Linked DNA regions of Homo sapiens: region 1 is linked to region 2. The links are chromatin loops, found by intact Hi-C in ENCODE. Cell type or tissue: heart right ventricle. All regions are shown on one strand.

Region 1 (8,000 bases), 450 kb before region 2:
ATTTAACACCAGAATTCATACAAGTACCAAAATCAAATTACAGGGTAATATGTGTGAGTTGCGTTTAGAAAAGAGTAAGAATTTTTACTAGAAATTACATTTTAATTCAGTTCTATAGTTTCTATTATAAACCTAAAATTATATAAAAAATCCTTTCTACATATCCATTCTTTCCTGGACTGAGAGTTGCTGCACAGTATGTTTTTTTTCTCTGATATTTTAATGCAATTAGTAATTGAAAGTAGGGAAATTACTGAAATCACGTTTGCAACAAGTTTAGTGAAGCACACTGAAATGGAATATTATTCAAAATTTTAGAAGAGATCTTCATAAAAATGTGCATCTTGTGTAAATGTTGCCCCTTGTACAAAGTTGCAAATTTCTACAACCAATAAAACTGTCTATCTCTCATAAGGACTCCAGGACACAGTGGCTATGTAGAGCTTTCATTGTTGGACAAAGCCAAAATCACACATCTCCAGCATTTGGGAACAAGCATCTTCACTTTGTCAATGTAGAATTCTTCTATGTATTTTGGATAAAGACCCACAGTTCTCCAAATGTGGACCTCAAGACCAGTAGCAACAACCTCACTTGGGAATCAGAAACACATTTTTGGATCCTAGAATCAGACCTAGATTTTCTGAATCAGAAACAGGGGGGCGGTTCCCAGCAAGCTGTTTTCCAGTGAGTCCTCCAAGTGACTGTGATGCAAAGGACAGGTTGAGAACCACTGGATCCATGAGCACGCGATGATTTAGGTTCCTCCATGAAATTAACTTGAAAGAGTCTATTGATGTCTACTGTGAAAACGTGTGTTTTTCTACCCCAGAGGGTCAGGTGTAGGAGAGAAATCTGTCCATGCAGCTGTGACTTCAGAAAGGAGCCTGCCCAGTGGGACTTCTCCCTACTGTTGTGGCTGTCTGAGGTTGGACTAGTCAGCCTGGAAGAGGACTCTAAGCCTAAGTGTGCACACGTGTGCCTTCTGGTTAGCGTTCAGGGTCCATCAGCTGAACCCAACATTCTGCATTCCTCACCATTGCATTGCAAAACCTCTGGCAAGTAATTGTGCTCTCAAGGTCTCAGCAAAGAAATAATGTGTGAAACCTCGAAGGGACCACTAAGGATGAAATGCCTTGGCGTCACATCCTGTCAGATTTTAACCCACCAAATTAAAAGATGACAATTGTCAAATTAATGACTATTTGTTTTTTCCAGTCAATGATACCAGTGTAAGAATTCAGATATTTTTTCCTCATAGTTTGTTGTTTCCAATGGGGGAAAACAGAAGAGTAACATCAGATAGCGAGACACATGCCACGGTTCACATTAGTGTAGAGCAGTGGTTGCCAGTGTGGTCCTCTGAGCAGCAGCAGCAGCAGCATCTGGAAACTTCTTAGAAGTGCAAACTCTCAGGCTCTACCCTAGATCTACTGAATCAGGAACTTTGGAGGTGGGTCCAGCAATCAGTTTCAACAACGTTTAGAAACTGACTCAAATGGCACATTTGAGAACCACTGGTGTTGGGTACTGAATATCATTCACGTGCCAGGAATGCTCCTAATTTTTCAATTTTAAGTGGGAAAGAATTTCACTTATAAGCTGGAACAATCAGAGCAATAATGTTCCTTTATTTTAGTTTAAGCTAAAGCAAATGTCATCTGCTGGAAAAATCAGCTGCAGGCCAAATGTGATTTCCAGTACTTTGACCTAGCCATTAACTGTTTGCTTGTTACAGTTTCAGAAAACGTTTCTCATTTCTTACACCAAGGCATTAAGATGGAATGAGGTGACATAAAATACTTACTATACGCTATTTCACTCTTAACTTGGTTTCTGTTATTTTAATCAGTGGAACCTCTCAATGATTCTCACAGACATCCTTTGTTACTCAGTATCCCATTCTCTTTCTCTTATTTTCATGTTTCCCTTTGTCTTCACCTTGCTGTTTCAACAATAGTTACATGGTAACACAATTCTCACTTCTTTCTACCTGAGTCAATCAGGGGCAGAGTTATTATCCAGGGGTAACTTCCTGCTAATTTCAACATCAGGGTGAAGAAATTCCACTGAATTCTTCACTGAAATCTCCACTGAAACACAGAGGACAGCCTAGCATGGAGGAGAGAGAAATTGTCTCTCTTTGGCAGAATTCCCCACCCTTCCACTGGGTTTGTGGCTGTGGACTCTGGTCCCTTGCAACCTTGACTCAACAGTCAACTGCTGCTTGGAGTGTGGAATCCAGTGGAACCCTTATGCATGGGATTCCTGGTTCTGGTCCACTTCTTGGATGCCCAGTATGAAGTTTGTGGTTTAACGTGTAGACACATTTTTTTCCTACCATCTTGAGAAATTTTATACTGGCCCTATTATGACACCTGTTCATGATTGTACTTGCCTTTCTTTTCTGAAGTAGCTCTCTTCCCAAAACTAGCTTCAATAATACCTGCCTGAGACACAGGTAGTGGACTTTTATAAGAACTACAAAGAGGTATGGTGGCTCACACCTGTAATCCCGGCACTTTGGGAGGCCAAGGCAGGTGGATCACCTGAGGTCAGGAGTTCAAGACCAGCCTGGGCAAACCCCATCTCTACTAAAAAAAAAAAAAAAAAAAAAAAAATTAACCAGGCATGGTGGCAGGTGCCTGTAGTCCCAGCTACTCAGGAGGGGAGAATTGCTTGAACCTGGGAAGTGGAGGTTGCAGATCTTGCCACTGCACTCCAGCCTGGGCAGCAGAGTGAATCCGTCTCAAAACAAAAATAAAAACAAAGAAAAAACTACAAAGATCTGGAAAAGGGCATTGTTATTTGATGTTACCAGTGACCCTCTATACATTCAATAAGACAGTAGGAAAATCGGTCTGTATTAGCATTGAAAAGTATATATTCTGAGTAGAAAAGGGATTTTTAATTAACAGGTTTCCTGGAAAGGTAGCATGGCACAAAGATGAGTGTGAGTATTGGAAAAACCTGAGTCTGAATCCAGTGTCTCATATTGATTAGCTAAGTGAATTTGGTTAAGGTATTTAAGCTGTCTGGGCTTCTATTTCTTTAACTAAAGCTTGAGGCAAGAACATCTGCCTTGCAGAATTGTAGCGATGCTAGATTAGTTAGTTATCATAATACTTGTGACCCATTGTTGAGGGCCAAACATTGGCAGCTATTGCTGTGAATATCCTGGATTAAAAACAAAAAAAAACACATTTTTAGTAGATATAAAATTGTGCACCATCCCATTGTAATGGACAAATTGTATACTTTGAGAAAGAAAACACCTCAAAAGTTTTCACTTTCCTTGAAGGAGAATCCTATTTAACCCCCCATGGTTTAGAAGTGATTATGATCTAAAAAGAAACTCTATGAATCCCTGTCTTCTGATCTCAGTGTCAAATATTTTCTTGGCGGTGTGGCATGATGATTACAATGAGCACGTTGCATCCCTCCGCCTGGGATGTAGGCACACCGATGGCCCTGACTGACCAAGGATGCTGCTGGACCAGCCTCCGCAGCAGCCACTCTCTTATGAGCCACAAGATAGAGGGTAATCCAAGTATCTTTTATTTTCACAATTTATCTGAACCTGGGGAGTAATTTTAACTGGAAGTCAGAGTGAGTCTAATATTGTTCATGGGGCAGAGCCCTGGAATTCATGACCTGGTTTAATATATCATGGGCATGAAATGCTACAATAAACTTAAAATATTTACATCAAAACATGCATCATGCCTTATCAGAGACTGTAAGAAGCTTCATTCTGGTAGGGATAAGTACTGGCAGGCTACCTACGTTTTATGAAAAATATTGAGAGAAAGCTCAAACATGTATAAAATTTAATCCACTGACTATGTTTCTACAAACTGAGAAAACAAATGTCATTATTCTCTTTTTACAATAAAACACCTTGATCTAGATAATAGGAGCCAGTTTCTACTATTCCAGAGGACCAGCAAAGATAAATTATATAATGTCCTTTATGGAGGCATAGGTAACTTTTGAACCCACTTTTCCCTGGCTATTTTAAAATCAGAGCAAACTGCTATATTAGATACTAAAGTCTAAATATCAGAGTAAAATAGGGTCTGGGATGCACTCTTCTTCCCCCTGTACCCCCACCCCACGTACAAATGCTCACTCTAGCTTTGATAGATAATATTGCATCTATTTTCTCTCTGAACCTTTGGCCAAACGCGATAAATTGTGAAAAAGATCTGAGCCAGAAAGAGGCACACAAGGGTTTGATTTGTTGATTTGCATTGGCCTCCAGCGTGGCAAACGTCCTATTTTCCAGTTTCTGAAATCTGTGCACCACTGAGTGTGCACGTATAAATGTTCATGTTACAACAAAATATAGGCATTGGCTGGTGGTGTTTGGAGATCAGATAAGGAAGAGGAAGACTAAATGATGTTTAGCCAGAAGGAGAGGACAAATTAGGGCTGCACTTTGCTTTGCCTAAACCAGCTTTACTTCCTGCTGACGGGTCTTGTGATCCATCTTTTTGACCTTTATCTTCCCTAGAGTCTCCAGACCTCTACTGGCACTGGTCCCAGGGCAGCTGCCGTAATAATTCCACCCCCTGGACTGTTGTACCAGGCATGCTCAGAGCCAGTGAACTGGAAGTGCAGTTTTTAGAAAAGGCCAGTAAGCAGCTTTCTGCCTCCGTAACACCCCCTTTCCCTTTTGGCTGCTCTTAGGTCTGTCCTCAAAACCAATCGTTGGATGATGTTCTAGGTTCTGGCACAATTTTATTCTTGGGGTTATTTTAAGTTCCTAACACCAATCAAAAACTACTAAAACCCCAGACTGTGTGTTAGGTGATTATTCATATTTTGCAAAATGAGTAGGAGAGCCAAAATTCCTGCTGTAATCCTTGTGTAGAGCACCTGATCACCTGCCCTCACAGCCGGCTTCCATGGGAATGGAAATTCTATCTTGAGAGCATTTGGTTCACAGAATCTTATGTATGTATAGAACTAATACTAAAGCGGATTAACCAAGGTGGTAAAAGGAGGCTTGAATTTGTAACCTGGAAACGAAAAATACACAGATCCTTTTTTTTTTTTCCACACAGTCATAAAACCGCCAGTGGTATAATTCTGAATTCCAGTAGAGGGCAAACTTAGTCTTTTAGTTTTCTAGGTATTTGAAAGACACCAGGAAGACAGCCTTTATTTTTACAACAATGCTTCCTCTAACTGTTCACTGCTACTTAAAAGCCACGTCAGCATTAATCACATCTGTCACTAAATTACTTGTCAGGCATTTTGTTAAAAATTATATTACAAAGGAAGGAAACTGACAAGAAACAATATGTTAGACAGAAATAAATTCAGTTTTCTTCCATTAGTTCCCCTCTGGATTCACTAACATCACACCTATTTATAATCTGTTATCTGCATATATAACAAGAATGAGGGGGCACCTACATGTTACTTTAGCCAAGATAAACAAGTTCTTCCTTGTCAATTTTGCTTACTTCTCTCTTAATACTACCATTCCTCAAGAGGAGCCTTGCACTGTATTGAGTTGCTGAGATATTGTACAGAGTACTTGCTAATAGTTATTGCCGAGTGAAAATACAAATGCTCCAGCTATATTTACCCGAATAATCATTTAGCATTAAGATGTACCTACTTAACTGGATTAACATTTGCCACGTTGTTTCTCTATATGAAAAGACACATTCTCCTTGCCCTAAATTGTTTATTTATTAAATAATTATTGAATAGGCAGTTCCAGCAAATGCAGCTTGCTAATAGGCCCTCCTGACTTCAGTTTACTCAACTATAAAATGATGCAAAACAACATGTTCTGGCCATCTCATTGTTTCAAGAATCAAATGAGATAATATTTGTGAAATTCTATGTAAACCAAAAGGTGATATGCAACTATGCTAATCCCTGATGCGTGACATGCTGCTGGGCTCTTCATTTTATTGTACAATTTAACCTTTAGAAGAAGCAAGTAAAGTGGAGGTTCTTATCCTCATTTTACATATAAATGAACTGAGACTCAGGAAATTTTGACTTAGAAAACTGAGGCCCAGAGGGTTAAGCACATTGCTCCAGATCTACACCATGGCTGACAGTATTAGCATAGAAAGAAATTAATTTACCATTATATTCCTAAATATATTTTAATCTTTCCTAGGAGGAGATGGGATGTACTTACTTTTTTTTTTTTTTAGATGGAGTCACCCAGGCTGGAGTTCAGTGGTGCAATCTCAGCTCACTGCAACCTCTGCCTCCTGGGTTCAAGCCATTCTCCTGCCTCAGCCTCCAGAGTAGCTGGGACTACAGGCGCCCACTGCCACACCCGGCTAAGTTTTGTGTTTTTAGTAGAAACCGGGTTTTGCCATGTTGTCCACACTGGTCTTGAATTCCTGACTTAAGGTGATCCACCCATCTCGGCCTCCCAAAATGCTGAGATTACAGGCATGAGCCACCGCACCTGGCCCATACTCACACTATTAACCAAGAAGTTGGGAGTTTAAAGTACAAGGCAAAAAGTACAACAGATATTTTAAGACAATGTGAGGCATGGAAATCCTTATGCTGGAGGGTTAGCTGTGTCTTAAAGGCTGCAGAGATGAAAGCAGAATGCATTGTCCTTGGTCCCACTGGTAGGAAATGCGTGAGCCAAGGTTTTTCAGTCCTATGATAGAGTTACTTAGGACCATGTTGTACAGCAAGACATGAGTGCATGCCAACTATGTAGTGTAGAGAGATTCCAAAGCCAGATAGGTGAATTTGACTTCTCCCCACACACCCCCACCTTTTTTTTTTTTGAGACAGAGTCTTGCTCTGTTGCCCAGGCTGGAGTGCAGTGACACTCCAATTTCAGCTCACTGCAACCTCCACCTCCTGGGTTCAAGCAGTTCACCTGCCTCAGGCTCCTGAGTAGCTGGAATTACAGGCACGCCACCACGCTGGCTAATTTTTGTGTTTTTAGTAGAGACGGGGTTTTGCCATGTTGGCCAGGCTGGTCTCGAACTCCTGACCTCAAGTGATCCGCCCGCCTCAGCCTCCCAAAGTGCTGGGATTACAGGTGTGGGCCACCATGCCCGGCTGGCTTCTCCCTTTTTATTGTTTCCATTTCAGTTTAAATCTTGAGAGTTTGTAAATCATGCTTATGCCTATACAAAAAGAGGATTACGTTTTAGATTGCGTATGACATGAGTGGAGTTGGGTGATGGAGGACTAGAGATGGAGATCTATTTAGGAGATTAGTTGCATCCACAACTCTGGAAAATCCCCTTTGCAGCGTGCATGCAGTTCCACTGAAGCACAGGCAAGAGATGAATACTTTAGGAAGTCATTCAATCAACATTTTCGCATTGCCATGAAAACTGCCAGGCCTCAACCAGAGATACCATGTAGCCCAAATCTCTAAACAAATGTTGAAGATGAGTGCTAAGTTTTCCATACACGGCAAAGGAAAATGATATGCACCTTAGCTGTGTCACATTGAGAAATAAGCAAGTATATCCTTCTAATACCACCCCACATCTGAGCTTCCATGAGTGCAAGGGGAGGCATTTGGGATTCTAACAGTTCTACAGTACACTATCTCTATTGCCCCAACACGACATGAGTCTTGGAAATGGAAGAATAAAAATTACTCAAAGAGACTATAGATTGAAATAAAGTCACTTATGCTTGAAAGTACATATTATCTTTGGAATAACAACCGTGTGCTTACAGAAAAAAATCACTGCTAAACATAGGACATCAAAACCTCTAACTACCTTATGCCACATATTCTCATGGTATACCATCATTCCAGTATAATATGTCACTCTGGGTCACGCATTCTTGACTTATTTATATATCCCTCCATCCTATTCAGACTTCCACTGATGGCAAATGATGTATCTAAGTCCTTGGCATCAGGCAAACTGCCTGGGGAAGAACACACCACTAGCCTACAAAAGCAACTTGTGAAAAGTGGAGGATATCCATGAACTGCATTAGAATGTTGTTTTTTCATAAAATGCAAACAT
Region 2 (8,000 bases):
TGTGAGGCAGCAACAGCATGCAAGACATAGATAATGGTGGTGGGGGCGGAGCAGGGAGAAAGATGGGGAGAGAGATGATAAATACAAAGATACAAAATGAGAGGGAAGTAAGTATTGGCAAGGGTGAGCACAGCCAAGCATTTTCTTACATCCAAACTTTGTTGTTTAAATTTCCTTGGCAAAGCCCTGAGTTGGTGTTAACTCTCTGTTTTAAAACAGATCTCTGTTTTAATGCCCTCCTGTGAGAAACAAATAACTTCCATTGGGTTAAAGCTATTTACATGCAGCAGGTTTATTTTGATAATGAATGTTTAAATATATGCAGCAAGTCTGATTGCTTCTCCCTGTGAGGGATACAGTCCTGGAAGGCTTAGTTATGTCAAATTCCCAGCTGGAAAGGTAACTGCAGGGTCCTGCCCCTGTTTCACCAATGTCTCCAGTCCATGAGAAATGAGCTGCATCTTACAGTCTTTTTTTTTTTTTTTTTTGAGACGGAGTCTTGCTGTGTTGCCCAGGCTGGAGTGCAGTTGTGCAATCTTGGCTCATTGCAAGCTCTGCCTCCCGGGTTCAAGCCATTCTCCTGCCTCAGCCTCCCAAGTAGCTGGGATTACAGCTACCCACCACCACGCCCAGCTAATTTTTTGTATTTTTAGTGGAGACAGGGTTTCGCCACGTTGACCAGACTGGTCTCGAACTCCTGACCTCAGGTGATCGGCCCGCCTCAGCCTCCCAAAGTGAATCTTTATACAGTCCATACAGTCTCCACTCTTATGATGTCACACGCTCCTGGTATTGTTTATTTTCCATTTTCTCCAGTAGAATGTAAGCCCCACAGGGCACAGATTTTTGTTTCTTTTGTTCCCAGCTGTATTTCTACACCTAGAACAGTGCCGGGCACATAAAAGGAGTTTAAAAACTATTCATTCAGTGAAGGAAAAAATGAACACACAATCAGGGACACTCCCAGGTCTAAATAAGACACATTGTTTATCAGACATTCTGAGTTCATTTCCCAGACTGCCAGTGTTGACTTCCCCAGAATTCTGTCTTTTGATTAATATGACCAAAACCACTCTCCTCCTCACGCAAGTTCGACCTTAGCTCATCATTAGACCCAAGAACTAACAGAATCAGGCAGTACTAGCTTTCTATGAATGGGACTCCCCAGTGCCTCTCCCATCACCCACCAGCAGACTGTGGACAGATGCAACATTATCTGCTTCTTTACATGCACAGAAGTTAAATTTAATAAAGATGATGTTGCAAGCATTTTAATAAGAAAAATTCATGCAACAGTTACTGAGCATCTACTCTGTGCAAAGCTCTGTGTTCCCTGCTGGCCTAGCTGCCAGCCTCGCTGGAGAGAAGAAACAGGAAAAAAAAAATCATTCTACCACAATAGAAGAATGAAGAGTGCAATCATGATCATAATGGATGGGCAAACACATTCTGCAAGTTGTATTCTAATCTTCTGCAGCCCACACATGTACACAACGAGGCAGATTTTTACCCTTCTCCTTTCTAATTTGTCTAATATACTTTACATCAATATATCAACAAGAAAATAGTAAGACATACCAATATGTTCCTTTGCAAATATAATTATGTAATCATCTGGCAAACAAATAAACTCCTAGCTAATGCAAAGCTTGCTTTCAAACTATTTTTTTCTTTTTCTGCCCAGAGCAGGCTTACAAATAAATATTGAGTGTGCCAGGACATTGCTCAATTTTTCCTGTGCTAAACTTTTTAAGTGTAGCTGGGAAAGACAGTCTCCTTGCATTTACCTACTTGCCCAAAAGCAAAATGTTATTCATTGGCAGAGAAGAGGTTTCTCCATATTCATTGTATTCACCTGTCAGTAATTCACGTCTGGGTGAAATATCTCAAAATGCATTTTAAACCACTTAACTTTACCAGTTAGCACTTGTCTTCCTTAAGCTCACATTCAAAGCATTCTGCCCAATTATTGGGGCAGATATCAGAGACACACATTATAAACCTCTATGAGCCTGTATCCACCAGTCTCTCACTCCACAAGCCATGAGACATGAGGCACGATGGACAAAGGGCAACGTCGTCAAAGCTGAGAGATGCAATTTCTGCACAACACAATCATGTATTAGCCACGTGACCCTAGCCATCACTTAACCCCTCTACGGCTCAATTTTCTCATCTTGCAACTAAACCCTTAGAAAAGTACTATTTGCTCTGCCTACCTACAGGGCTGAGATTAACGTTCATTAAAATTTTACATGTATTAATAGGTGATTTCATGGAAGCATGTGCTCATAAAAATATCTATGTTCCTTAAAGTAGGCATTTGCATGAGTCTCTCAGAAAACAAAACTGCAAGCATCCCTGACTGAGCTGGTTTTCATGGGTGGTGATCCTATCCTTGGCTGCAGAGCTTATAGGCCATTCCTATATCAAATTATTTCAAAAATGTTTATTTGAGTGCTCTAGGTATCACATGATGAAAGGCATTGGGCATACCAAGATATTTCAGTGAGCTCACAGGACTTTGGAGGAGTTCGGAAAGTCATAATAGAGGGTAATAAAATGGCTTATAAGCAATTCCAACATTCCAGACACCTCCCCCCCACCATAAAATGAAGATATGAAGTTATTGAAATAGTCACAGTAGAGTAGAAAATGAAGCGGAGTCCAAAAGTTCGAGGTGCGTTTGGCGGTGCTTCTGACTTGGATGGAGTGACTCGATCAGTGGCCGCTAGAGAAAGAACAGATGAAGATTAAATAAAAATATAAGATTCATGTTTGGTGATGCAAACACATAAATTTTATTGTGTATGGAGAGGTTGCCAGGGTGTCTTCACCCAGAGGACACATCTCTGGAAAATCTTAGTCAAGTGTACGAGGAATTTGCAGAGTAGATTGAGCAAGAGCTGCTGGCTGGATGAAACATAAGATCTGCCTCCAAGATTCTTACAATCCAGCGTTGCAATGGTCTGAGGCCTGTCAGGGAGAATTTGGGAGGTTCAACAGCAAAGCAGCCACCCATATTACTGTCCTTCTGACAGGTCAGCAGGAGAGTCTCCTCTTGAACCATGAAGGCAGCTGTCCAGGGCATAAGTCTAGTTGACGGGCTCTCTAGCTGTTTTGTGTCCCTTGCTCAGACAACTGTTATTTTAACCCATTCCCCACCCGACCCCTTGGAGTTCCTTAGGCAAGTCTCTAAGAACCTCCACGTATGAAATTTACTTGACCCTAAGAAGTCTAAAACAGCAAAAGAATAAACCGTGTTTCTTATTTATAACCATTTTATCCCTTCAAAAACATATCCATAACTGCAGCCTAGCATTCAGGAGAATTAGATTTTATATCTGCGCATGATATTATGCACAGAGAGGTGAGGCTCAGACAGAAGAAATTATTTCTCAAGGACACCCAGCTAAGGTTGCAGGACTGATACGAAGACCTGGGCTCTGTGCCTTCAAATATACCATCTCCACAAGGGTCAGAAGCTTTATTAAATCATTCACTTGACAAACCTTCTTGGAAGCTGGACACACACCGGGTGCTGGAAGAAAGATGAAGAGGCAGTGGCCCTCATGAGTTCCTGATGGAACTCATTCGACAAAGCCATTGAACGTCAGATGTTTTCTGGTAAATCAGCCTGTTGAGGTAGATTTCCTCCTATGCCCGCCTGACAGGGGATCATGTGGTCTCTGCTAAAATTCTAGTGGACATGGGAATTCACTAGTGTTGGAGGTAACCTGTACATCAGAACTCTTCAAGAAACCCCTTATTTCATTTGTCTTTGTCTTGCTCTGTCTTCACACTTCCCACAGGGGCTTACCTCGGATCCTAGTTCCCTGGCCCTTTTCTTCCCCTTTTTTTGAAAATAATCTGGAATCCCAGGCTTCCCTTCCAGTTCCCACAGCGAGACCTTCTCACCTTGGGCAGCCAAGTTCGAGAGGCAGACAACACTGCCTCCTGGTGGCCAATGCGAGGCTCTACAGAAGGGCGAGCCTGTCCTTGCCAGTCTCTCTGTTATCAACCCAGAAAAAGGGAAAAAAGATATTACTCCCCGTTTTTTGGCAAGTAAAAGTGGAAGGAAGAAAAAACAAGAGCATAACAGAGACATCTGCAGCGTTTGGCCCTGGAATGCAGCATCCTTTTTCTGATCCTAACTTTCACTTGGTGACGCTGAGCTGCCCATCCCCCAGGAGGTGATTGCCTCCGACCCCTCCCCGCAGCACAGACCTTGTCTTCAGGAGAGTCTAGGGTCAGGAGCTTATGGATCCCTATTGAAGCCGTAATCCATTTGATTCACACCACAAGGGCTCCAGCACAGATAATTTTAAAAGTATTGTGGAAACAGGAGAAAAAATAATTAAAACGGAATTTCACTTTTTACTGGCAAGCCTCAAAGGTTATTAGAGACAGTCTAACATTTACTACCTAGCAACATGTCTCACGTCCACTTTTACCTGCTCCAAAATTAGCCCTTATCTTTTCCCCCGAGAAACTGTTCCCTTTCATTCCTCTCCTACCTTTTAAAACAAGCGAAATAACAACACCCGTTCTTCCTACTTCTTCCCTGCCTCCTCTAGGTCTCTACCTGCCCCATCCTTTCTTCTTCTCGCTTCTTTATTCTGAACATATCTCCTCTCCCTATGTTCTTTCCTTCTTCTTCTTGCTGTAGTCCTGTTCATCTCTCTCCTTGTCCACCTGTTCTCATAAATGTCCAAAGCACCTGCATGGGGCTGGCAGATTCTTTTTTCAGTGCAGGGAGGAGAAGGAGCCACCCCCACCCCGAAATGTCAGACCCCTTTTCTGGGCTAGTAAAGGCGCAGGGCTGAGAACGCTGATAGCTGAGATGTTGGGTTAAGCCACATGCACTCCGGTAGCTCTCGGTTGCCTCTCTTGGTCTCATATATGTTTGTGGTCAAAGGAATATACTGGGAATCCACCCCCGCCCCCCACCAGCCACCATCACCACCACAAGACTTACAAACGGAATTTGAAACCATTTTGTGGGAATGGCTGTTTAGAGACCAAAAGAAAAGACAGAGAGTCTTCTGAAGGTTTTCAGACTCTGGCTGTAAACTAATGCTAATTCTCAGATAAGCTAAAAATAATGTCCCCACAGGCGGGCTTCTGGAAGCCAGGCCACAGATCTTCTCAGCTTGACTCTATATTACAGTGAGCCCCGTGGAATAATAGGCACAATTTGTGTTTATTTCCCCAGCCCCAGAACATGTATTGAAAGTAGGTTATGTTTAATAACTGGTGGGATCCCTACATTGAACTGTGGAGTGAAGACTATCATGGTAGAAAAAGCCAAGCGACAGCCCCTAGAACCACATCGTCTCCGCCAAAATAATAAAGCAAAAGCAATACTGCATGTCTGGGGGCACTTTAGGGATCAATGCTAGCACAACCTGTAGGGTAAGAATAATTGCACATGCCCATCCGCCTTACCTGTTTATATGATGCAAAGACCAGCTGAACCTTGGGGAATGACTGTAGTTATTCCCCAAGATTACTTGGGGTTACTGCACACATAATTAGGTGGTGATATCTATGTAGCTGTGGCTCCATGTGTGGCATCTTTACTGAAACAAATCAGCATGGCCCTGCCACCCCGGATGCAGCTGTGGACTTGGTGTATAATGTTTCTGCACTTTTATCAGGAAAGATTCTCGGAAACCGTTCGCCCTCATGTGGCAGGAGCATCAGTACACCTTCACGATCTCATCTCATGGTTATACTAACTCTCTTGTTTTGATCATAAGACAAATAAGAGAGAACTGGAATATCTTAACATCCCACAGGCATCCCAGTATGTCAATAATATTTTGCTAAATGAATCTGATAAGAGGAAGGAGCAGGTGTCAAAGAAGGTGACAGATAAAGTTCACTAATATTTGGGAGTCTGCCACAGTGATAAAGTTTTCCAGAGAGCCAGTGGTCTCAGATATATTAGAATATCTCCTCTGAAGTGAGAGATATGTTGTAACACTTTGTAGCATTGATGTCAAAAAAGTACATAACCCTTGATAGACTATGCATTTTGAAGGACACATACAGGATATTTCAGCATGCTTCTATATTATAATTATTGGCTAACCTCCAAGATTGCCAGTGTGGAAAGTGGAGGGAATAAAGAGAAAGAAGGTTCAGGAAGTAGTTCAAGCTGTCTTGTTCCTTAGGGCTTGTGCTTCAACACATACAATAGCATTTCCTGTGTGTAAGACGGATAAGATATTCTATAGAGACGTTGACACATCACTGCATAGATCCCCTGGGTTCTGGAATGAAGCTGTGCCCTCTTCTGCCAGCAACTATCCTCCATTTGATAAGCAGGTCCTGGCCTCCCCTTGACCCTGGCAGAAACTTTGACCATAAGATACCAAGTGACTGTGCAATTTAAACTGCCCAACAGCGGTGTTTTTTCTGATCTACCCAGTCATACAATCAGATATAAATTGTAGTATTCACATACACATTGGTAACAGTCTGTATTAGAACAGGCACAAGTAAATTACACAAGTCGCTGGGTAGTTCACTCATCCGGTACCAATGCCTGTCGCTGTGTCTATACTTTGTCCTTAACATATGTCTGTGGCCTCATAGGGGTTTCTTATGAAAAGTTAACAAAAGTATAGTACTGATTACAGATGGCTTTGCATAATACACATATAACCAGCCAAAAGTGTATTGTAGCTCCACACAGGGATAACTCTAAAAGACAGTAGTAGAGAAAAATCCTTCCAGGGAGCAGAGTCCAGGAAATAAATCAGATTGTGGATTTCTGTGGAATGAGAGATGGCCTGAGTTACCCAGAATGATCTGATAGCACAGGCTATCATATTGGACCACTGCTCAAAAACTTAAAAATAACAAGTTTGGAAGATGGACGTCAAAGTAGTCTGAAAAAAAAAGTATATAGATAACTAGCTCTTGGAGTTGTCACAGTTACGAAGATACTTGTTTCCCCCACAACTGCCCCCCACATACCCAGAGACCATCCAATGAGATGTAGGCTTCCAATAATCAAGTGGAAAAGATAACCCATGTTACAAATATTAGTGTCTCCTCCAGCACCTGTGCATTGGTCTAAAGCAGGGGTCCCCAACCCCCAGGCCATGGACCAGTACTGGTTTGTGGCCTATTAGGAACCAGGTCACATAGCAGGAGGTGAACGGCGGGCAAGTGAGCAAAGCTTCATCTGTATTTATAGCTGCTCCCCATTGTTCACATTACTGCCTGAGCTCTACCTGCTGTCAGGTCAGAAGTGGCATTAGATTCTCATAGGAGTGCGAACCCTGTTGTGAACGGTGTATGCAAGGGTGTATGCAAGGTGTAGGTGGCATGCTCCTTATGAGAATCTAATGCCTGATGATCTGTCACTGTCTCCCATCGCTCCCAGATGGGACCATCTAGTTGCAGGAAAACAAGCTCAGGGCTCCCACTGATTCTGCATTATGTTGAGTAGTATAGTTACTTTATTACATAGTACAATGTGATAATAATAGAAATGAAGTGCACAATAAATGTAATGCACTTGAATCATCCCAAACCATCCCCCCATTCCCCTGGTCCATGGAAAAAGTGTCTTCCGTGAAATCGGTCCCTGGTTCCAAGAAGGTTGGAGACTGCTGGTCTAAAGGACACAAAGCAGTTGTGATGACAGCATTGAATAGCATGCATATACACAGAAATGGGGGGTTCTCTCCACCCTGCCTGCCCCATGAACTGCCCAATCTTCTAAGAGCAGAGGCCAGCACTGAGCCTAGGATTTGGCACCATTTTCCACAGAACAAGAAAGCGCCTGGGGGCAGGCTAATTACTCCAGCCTTTCTCCATCGTGGCAGGTGCTGCTGTGTGCCATCCCAGGGAGAGGCCCCAACTCCAGACATGGATTTGCCTTTGCTACCCATGACATACCTATACCATCATCATTGGTGAAATTAGCAAATGTCTTCTTCATGGCAATGTAATTCACAAAATTTCACCTCTAATAAGGCATC

The links. A loop is a pair of places that touch in the nucleus more often than their neighbours do. Peaks named below come from ENCODE experiments on the same cell type or tissue, not always from the same donor. Only the 100,000 strongest peaks of a DNase experiment are listed, where the experiment ranks them.
Region 1: it touches region 2 in a loop (16-fold over the local background); 18 of 110 quality-filtered maps call a loop at or near these places.

What each region holds. Positions count from the first base shown.
Region 1 is chr7:153,832,459-153,840,458 of GRCh38, reverse strand. It overlaps a transcript of DPP6 not described here. Among named protein-coding and RNA genes, the nearest start is that of DPP6, 220 kb to the left of the region's middle. In heart right ventricle, no CTCF peak of the experiment used is centred here; a DNase peak (open chromatin) is centred at 4,570.
Region 2 is chr7:153,377,702-153,385,701 of GRCh38, reverse strand. No RefSeq gene overlaps it. Among named protein-coding and RNA genes, the nearest start is that of LINC01287, 31 kb to the left of the region's middle. In heart right ventricle, CTCF peaks have their summits at 3,756 and 3,961 (motif pointing left); no DNase peak of the experiment used is centred here; H3K4me3 peaks cover 375 bases.